Linked DNA regions of Homo sapiens: region 2 is linked to region 1. The links are chromatin loops, found by intact Hi-C in ENCODE. Cell type or tissue: endothelial cell of umbilical vein. All regions are shown on one strand.

Region 1 (4,000 bases):
ACTGCAGCCTCCGCTTCCTGGGTTCAAGTGATTCTCCTGCCTCAGCCTCCTGAGTAGCTGGAATTACAGACATGCACTACCACATCCAGCTAGTTTTTGTATTTTTAGTAGAGACGGGGTTTCACCATGTTGACCAGGCTGGTCTCGAACTTCTGACCTCAAGTGATCCACCCACCTCAGCCTCCCAAAGTGCTGGGATTACAGGCATAAGCCACGCACCCGGCCTCATTGTGTATTTAAAAGCTAGTATTGAAAGTGCCACTCTGAATGTGTACTAAAGAAAGATTAAGCTATGCACATGCTACACATATAATGTATGTGTGTGTACAAATATAATGTGTGGATGCTTTTGTATGTATGTACACATATGCCAAAATGTGTATGTATACATGTCTCCACTTCATCTTTTTTTTTCTTCTTCTAATATTGCTGTGGCTTTCTATTTTGTATCTGATGGAAATCTGGAAAGACTTTCTCAAGAAAGTGAAAGAGGAATTTCTGTAAATTTAGATTGATCTTCTTTATTTATTTAGATTGATCTAGTTATTCTGTACATCATGGTTTCTGTTTTAGTGTGTATATACTACTCAGTATTTTTCCCTTCTCTGCAGGAAAAAAAATGAGTTTGTTCTCCCTCTCCTTCCTCTTATCTCTCCAGCTAATTCTCTTATTTCTTTTTTTATTCTCTCACACTGAGGTGTTTTTTGCAGACTTTATCACAACCTGACAATGTTCTCAATGTTTCCTTTGATGCTGAGTTCTTTTTAAAAGACGTATGAAATGTAAAATCTCCCTTCCTTTCCCAGATCAATATTTGAAATAAAAAGCAGGGCAAACACCTTCAAAACGAAAAGTCTCCTGTTTCCTGTTGCCTATTCCAGCAGCAGGACTTGGGTTGCTTGCCGTTTTTCCTGCTTTTCATTTCCGAGGAGGCAGGAGCACCTCAGATGCTCCAGGGAATTGTTGATTCCAGAGAGAATTGCTGATGGGTGTAGCACCCCCTGGGTGCGTGCATCGAAGCTGTGAACAAATCCCCCCTTTCCTCACTAGAGTCTCTACAGAGAAATCACCTCAGCCCATGTATTCTGTGACAGCTGAGGATGGCAAATGTGGGAGCAATGTGGGCTTCTCCTGGTGCTAAGTCTGAACACAGAGCATAGGCCTTGCCTCAAATGTTTGCAAACATCCGTGTTAATGCTCAGCACGCCACTTTACACCGAAGGAGTCACACCAGTGTGACACACGACTTCAAGACTTCTGAGGAGCTAGAAAGGAAGTTTATGTATTTGAGGCCTTTCCCTTGGCTTCACTCCATTTAGAACTGGGTGACTCAAAATGACAAATAAGGTGTAGTAATGAAGACAAAAAGCTTCTTTAAAAAAATTATTGTTAATCCACTTCTCTTTTTGACCTCTGAACAGCATTATACTAGGGAGTTTACCCAGTCCTCTCAGTGAATAAGCTTGTGCTGAAATCCTGTGTTCTCAAGCTGGCATGTTATGTTGAAATGCTTTCAAGTTACATAAACGCCCACACTTACTAAGTGCAATTCCCTAATTGAGTCACTGGGAAGCAGCAGAAGTGAGCAGCACTGTGGTCCTGTGACACAGTGACAGTACAGAGAACTGTTTCCCCAGGAGCAACTCAAGTCTCACCACCTGCTGGGCTCCCAACTGTTCATATATTCAACCTATGGTAAAGAAATACAGAAGTAGGATTGCCATTATCATCCTCAGTATCGCCTTAAACTCTTACCAGTGTATCTGAATTGCATTTGTCTGCAAAACCAGCAGGCCTGCAGGCCGATATTAGAGTCACTTTCTTTCAAGGAAAGAGGAAAGTACTCAAAATGACAGAGTAGGTATGGCAGAGGACAGTAAAGGAAAAACCTCTCTTTTCTTTTCTACATTTGGATACTAGTTAATAGGATAACTTTGGAATGAGGGAGATCAGGTTCCAACTCTTGCTCTGCTTCTTGTGTGGCCCATTTAAAAGCTAATCTTTATAAATCCCCTTATCTGTAAAAATGGGTATAATAGTTATGTGGAACTAAATGAAAATCTACCAAATGAGAAAAAGAAAGGCTAGTTGTTCCAAGCTTGCTACAGCAAGGGAGTCAGCCACCATCACTTAACATTTTAGCAGAGACTCAAAGGCACGCAGGAGAGTGGGAAAGCATTATAGTGGAAAACGGGAAGGCTTCAGCTCTGCCCTGATTGGAGGCTGTTGCATGGGGAAGCTATAAGCAGGCCAGCTAGAGGTGGGGCACCCTGCGTGATTGGTTAGGGGATGTATTTTTGATTTTCTGTGGTTGGTGTTAACTTGGAAGTGGGGCCAAAATTAGGGAAGCTGTCAGTAATTAAGTCTTGTCAGTTTGGGGCCAGTTGTTACAGAAATGATCATTTATCTTCCTGGATTGTCACTGGAGATAGCAATCTGGTTTCCTGCAAGTCTGACTTATAGCAGGCTGGCTTCCTGGATTGTTTATTACAGATAAGGGGTTGGTTTCCTGGGCAAGTTGCTACCGGTTGTAGGTCAAAGTTCTATTTTATTATTTTCATTTTTATTTCTCATTTGTAAATTCAGTTTCAATGAAGCATTCATCAGAGAGCAGTCATGTAGCAGGTGCTCAGTAAATAATATAACTCATCAAGTGTTTGAAACCACTGCTATCTGGTATGTTTTTCTTGATCTCAGTGTTGGAGTCTTGGATTAGAAATGGGCAGATGTGGAGAAGCTCAGGTTATGTTGATATATCCTGGTCATTTTCTGTGGAATTATGCCAGCGTTGGAATGGTGTAGCAGTTATAGGCCTAATACCTCTGAATTCCTTAGGAAAGTCTGAAACTGCCATCCCATTCATTTCTCTTCTAGGAACTGTTAAAGTCCAAAAGAAACTCCAGGGCTCTAGTAAGTCTTTAACATCATGTTGAGTTCAGGATGTATTCTTCTTGGAATATCAATGAGTTTAAAGGCATCTGCAGTTGTTAAAAACTCAATAATAAGAACCTTTAAAAGATGAGAGACAAAGCACCTCATACTGAACAGGTGGTGTCTCGTTCATCATAGTATCCCCAGCATGTAGCACAATCCCTGGAACATAGTGTACATTTAATCAGCAGTTGAATGAATGAATGAATGAATGAATGAATTTCCCAACTTATATCAAATAGCTATTGTGGTGATAGTAGACATTACCTTTCCTATTATCTGCTATGTCATTTGGATATTCCTGTATGTTCTTTTTTCACCAGTGCTCCCAATATCTGATTGAGTTAAAAATAATCAAATGATTCATCATAGAACTTATACAAAATCAAAAATGACTATTTTGGTCACTTCATGCTCCAAAAATGCTGAATTCAGGAAAGAATGTGCCAATGAACACATTAAATACAATTTTAAAGCCTTGTTCAGTGAACAGGAAAGAAAGGTGACATGGTGACATAAAGTAGCTTCTTATTAGTGTCAGTGTGAAGTGGTGCCAACTTTGAACTCTAAATGCTAAATTTCTTCCAGTGATTTAACAGAAATATGTTCCAAGCCAGTTGGTTCACACAACCTCTTAGGAACTGTATATCTCAAAGTGACAGGCAGAGCTTCTTGCATTTTGTGTAGCAGAGACCCTGGAGACCAGGATTTCAGAGAAAAGAGACCCGGCCTAGCATTCAGCCATTACTAGTGTGCACTTCATCCTCCAAACATCCATTTATCCATCCATTTCCTCGTTTATTCATTCTCTTAAACAGCATTGATTGGACACTGAGAGCTTCCCAGGCACTAGAGATGCAAAGTGAATCTATTGTTCCCACCCTAAAGAACCCAAGCATATGATATGAAATCGATGATGAACACAAATGCAGCTAGAGACAAGATCTGACAGAACTTATTCATTCAATTACACTATCTAGGCTATACAACAATGACTAAAGTCTCTACCCTTAAAGAACTTGTACAGCAGAAAATCATGGACACAAATATACAAGATCAAATATGATAA
Region 2 (4,000 bases), 1.4 Mb before region 1:
ATAATATACCAAGAAGAGGTGAGAAGTATGTATATGTGATGATGTATTTATTCATATTAATGTATATGTGTGAACATATGAACTATCTCTGCTTAAAAATGGCATTCTTCAATAGATGCTTTGCAAAAAACATTTAAAAAGGAGGTATGGCCGGGCACTGTGGCTCATGCCTGTAATCCCAGCACTTTGGGAGGCTGAGGCGGGTGTAAGAATTAAAGAAAGAGGAGAGAAACGTGAAGGGTGGCTTGCCAGTTCACAAGGACAGGTTTATTTTAGGAAACAAATCTGAGAGGGACTTCTGGCCGAGTTAGGTCAGAGCCACACTCTCTTATACACTAAAAGTTGTTAAGGATTTAGGGTATGAGAGTTTATCAGAGGCTTGGACTGCTTCTGTGACTCTTTGTTGTGCTTATCTGAGAGGGAGAGTTGTGTGTCTGTTCCCATGCATCTTTTTGCAGCTGCAGGCATACCCCCGAGTCTGCTTTTAGCTTCCCTATTTTAGCGCACCTGAAGGGAAAGGAATGTGCTTATTAAGGCCCACTGTTTTACTGGGGCCCATTGCATGAGGGTGAAGATTGGCAGTTACCCAAGGAACTTTTCCCCCACCTCCCTTTATGCCTGAGCTGTCTTATCTGTGTTTTACTCTCTGCTATTTCTGGCTGCTTATAGTTAGAAGAGAAGTGATTTCCTTGAAATGCATGAGGCTAGAAAGGGAGCTGGAACTTAAAGTGGTGGTGTTTGTCTGAGATGACGGTGCTGCTGCTGTCAGTGGGCAGATCACTTGAGGTCAGGAGTTTGAGACCAGCCTGGCCAACATGGTGAAACCCCATCTCTACTAAAAATACAAAAATTAGCCGGGTGTGATGGCGCGTACCTGTAATCAGCTACTTGGGAGGCTGAGGCAGGAGAATTGCTTGAACATGGGAGACGGAGGTTGTGGTGAGGCGAGATCGTGCCACTGCACTCCAGCCTGGGTGACAGAGCGAGACTCTGTCTCAAAAAAAAAAAAAAAAAAAAGGAGGTATGAAGCTATTTAGGATGTTTTATAGATAATCTTAAATATTTGGTGTGCTGTTGCTTAAAATGAGTGAATATATATAAAATGCCTAGTGCTGCGATGGGTTTAAGTACAATGTGTTACTTATATTTATTATTATAGTTTTATGCTGCTTCTAGGATTCAAAGGTCGAGGAATTAGAATAGAAAGGTGTTCCTTGGAGAAATAAATTGTTCACAATTGGAAAAGGACAGGCACGGAGATAGTCACCAGGAAGTGGAACAAATCAAGAACCACCCATGTCTTTTACCACACAATAGCCATACCAGCTGGAGGAAGGACTGTAAGTACCATCTTTCCAGAAGTGCGCAGGTTATGGAATAGCTGCAGCATGAGAGGCTGTCACTGCTTCTCGCCTCAGTCACATTTGCAGCCTGAGACTCTCCTGACCACTGGAAAAACAAAACAAAACAAAAGGAACACAGGAAAAAAAGTTAAATTTCCCTTTTAAAAATAGAAAAAGTAAAACCAGCATTAGGTTTAGCAATTATCAGCAGTAACTGAATTTTAGGGAGAAAGGCAGTGAATTATAGCAATATGAAAAAGCACTCTTCATCCAAAATCAGATTTGTTAATTCTAATTTTTTATAAAGAAAGAAAGCAGTTATTTTTACAAAACAGTATAATTGAGATTGTGTATTACAAACTAAATTTTTATACCACGATTTTATTGTTCTCTCATCCTGTTTGAGTTGTAAAGTCTTGTTTTTCAGTGGAGTTTATAGTCTTTAATTAAAGCTGGTGGAACTTACTTTATAAATGTAAATGTTTATCAGTTGCTGGGGAAAGCTTACTAGGATTCAGCAAAACCATTAATATACAAAGCACTACCATCCACCTAGTGGTAAAAATCCAAATTGCAAGCATTGCGTCTAAGTTGAGAGGCTCCAAACCGCGTTTGAGGAGTCCGCCAGATTTCAGCCTACCTAACCACAGGGGCCACGTGTGGTCATCTGCGGCTCTCATTCCTTTTGGGGGGTTCAGTGCACCCAGAGACACATGGGCTGCTCATGCACTGCTTTTGAGGCTGGAGTTAATGCACTCCTGAAAAAGCACACTCTTCACTCTCTTCTTAATTCCTTAATACATGTTAGACCTCTCTGTATGTGGGAGAAAAATAGCTAATACTCTAATTATTATAACTATATTCAAAATTATGTAGTAAATACTTTCTCAAGTTTGTGAATAGAATGGAAGAAATGAAATAAGTATTTAAAAGGTCTGTTACTACTGATAAGAGCTTATCTAAATTGAAGTGACAAAGACCATAGTAAAAATGATGACTAGGAGGAGGCTCAGAGAATGTTCTACACTGTTTAAATTCTTATTGCTTTCCCTTGAGAGGCAGTGTAATATAATGGAAAAGCACTGGCAATGAACAAACTTGGTTGTGGGGCTTTGGGAAGCCCTCTGAGCCTCAGTTTCTTTACTTTTAAAATGGGGCGATAACTTGGAACACATACTATCATGAGATTAAATAATATACGAAAAGTAATTAATACCATGTGATCACAGAGCCTGGTTTACGGAGTAGAGGCAAAAGTCATAAGTTTTTCCTTAGTTTCTGTATATTTGTGAGGCGTTCAGCACCTCCAGCAACACAGTATCCTCCAACACCACCTGGGCTCATGAGCTCAGCATTGAGTCAGAGGAAAGGAGGTCTCTTTCTGATTCATGGTTCCACTTCCTGAGGTTCCTTAGTCATCTGAACTGGTCCAGACGAGGCTGCCCCTACTGAGAAATGTTCATGTTCTGTTTTGAGTCAGGTTACATTATTTACTGATAGTCTTGCCTGGATGTAAATGGTGTTTGTGTATTGGTTCACGATGTGGCCAAGGTAACACATACGTTCTTCCGAAGCTGGCTTTCATTTTTTTGGAGAAAGTTATGAATAGCCGCAGAGAACTGGAAACTGTCTTTCAGCTTGGTGGAACAGCGGAAGTCGGCAATAGGTGGAGTGGAAGCTGACTAACTTGCAGGGTAACCTCTGGGGAGGGTTACATAACCTCTGGGTTTGCCACCTGTACTGCGAAAGCCATGAACTGAGGGTTGCTCCCCTGCTCCTGGTGAGGGGTAACTGAAAGAGTGGTTTCCACCCACTCTTATGAAACATTAGCATTTCAATCACAGTGATTGCCACATTTATGGCTGTTAGCACTATATGACTATGGTGGTAAATAATTTGATTTATGTGAATTTAGCTTTATGATTTGAATGAAAAGAATACAGACTCACAAGAGTTAGAATTACTGGTTTCTTCTTTTTTTTTTAAAGGTACACAATACTGTCCCTCTACTTATTAAATAATACATGCTTAAGGCAGAATATTTGATATACAGATGCTCTTCAAGTTACAACAAGGTTACGTCCCAATAAGCCCATCATAAGTTGAAAATATTGTAAATCAAAAATACATTTAACACACCTCACCTACTGAGCATCATAGCTTAGCCTGGAACACTTACATTAAATATGCCCAGAACACTTACATTAGCCTACAGTTGGGCAAAATCATCTAACACAAAGCCTATTTTATAATAAAGTGTGGAATATCTCATGTAATTTATTAAATTCTGTACCAGAAGCAGGAGACATAGATGGCCATTTTGTGGACAAGATGGCATGTGAAAACACAAAACATGGTATCCAAAAAATGCTGGCAACACAGTGCCCTGCAGAGACTCAGTTTTTGATCTTCGTGGTCGTGTGGCTGACTGGGAGCTGTGGCTCACTGCGCCTGCCCAGCATCGTGAGAGAGTGTGGTACCACATATCACTAAACTTGGAAAAGATCAAAATACAGCACTTGAAATAGGGTTTCTACTGAATGTGTATGGCTTTCATACCATTGTAAAGATGAAAAATCATAAGTCGAACCATCCTAAGTTGGGGACTGTCTGTACATGGCATAATGAAAACAGTCACTCACAATCAGGCTATACAT

What was found. Hi-C counts contacts between places; a loop is a spot of excess contacts. Peaks named below come from ENCODE experiments on the same cell type or tissue, not always from the same donor. Only the 100,000 strongest peaks of a DNase experiment are listed, where the experiment ranks them.
Region 2: a loop joins it to region 1, with 14 times the contacts of the local background. A loop is called at or near these places in 1 of 110 quality-filtered maps.

What each region holds. Positions count from the first base shown.
Region 1 is chr12:29,240,880-29,244,879 of GRCh38, forward strand. The region is part of intron 1 of FAR2 (fatty acyl-CoA reductase 2); the gene reads left to right. Among named protein-coding and RNA genes, the nearest start is that of FAR2-AS1, 75 kb to the right of the region's middle. In endothelial cell of umbilical vein, no CTCF peak of the experiment used is centred here; DNase peaks (open chromatin) are centred at 1,312, 1,422 and 2,362; H3K27ac peaks cover 2,503 bases.
Region 2 is chr12:27,819,465-27,823,464 of GRCh38, forward strand. It overlaps LOC105369709 (a long non-coding RNA gene), which reads right to left. Exons shown (of 3, transcript XR_931459.3): 2 at 1,324-1,449. Among named protein-coding and RNA genes, the nearest start is that of MANSC4, 41 kb to the left of the region's middle. RefSeq lists enhancers at 2,114-3,313, 2,763-2,832, 2,853-3,012. In endothelial cell of umbilical vein, a CTCF peak has its summit at 1,904; DNase peaks (open chromatin) are centred at 1,907 and 2,797; H3K27ac peaks cover 2,689 bases.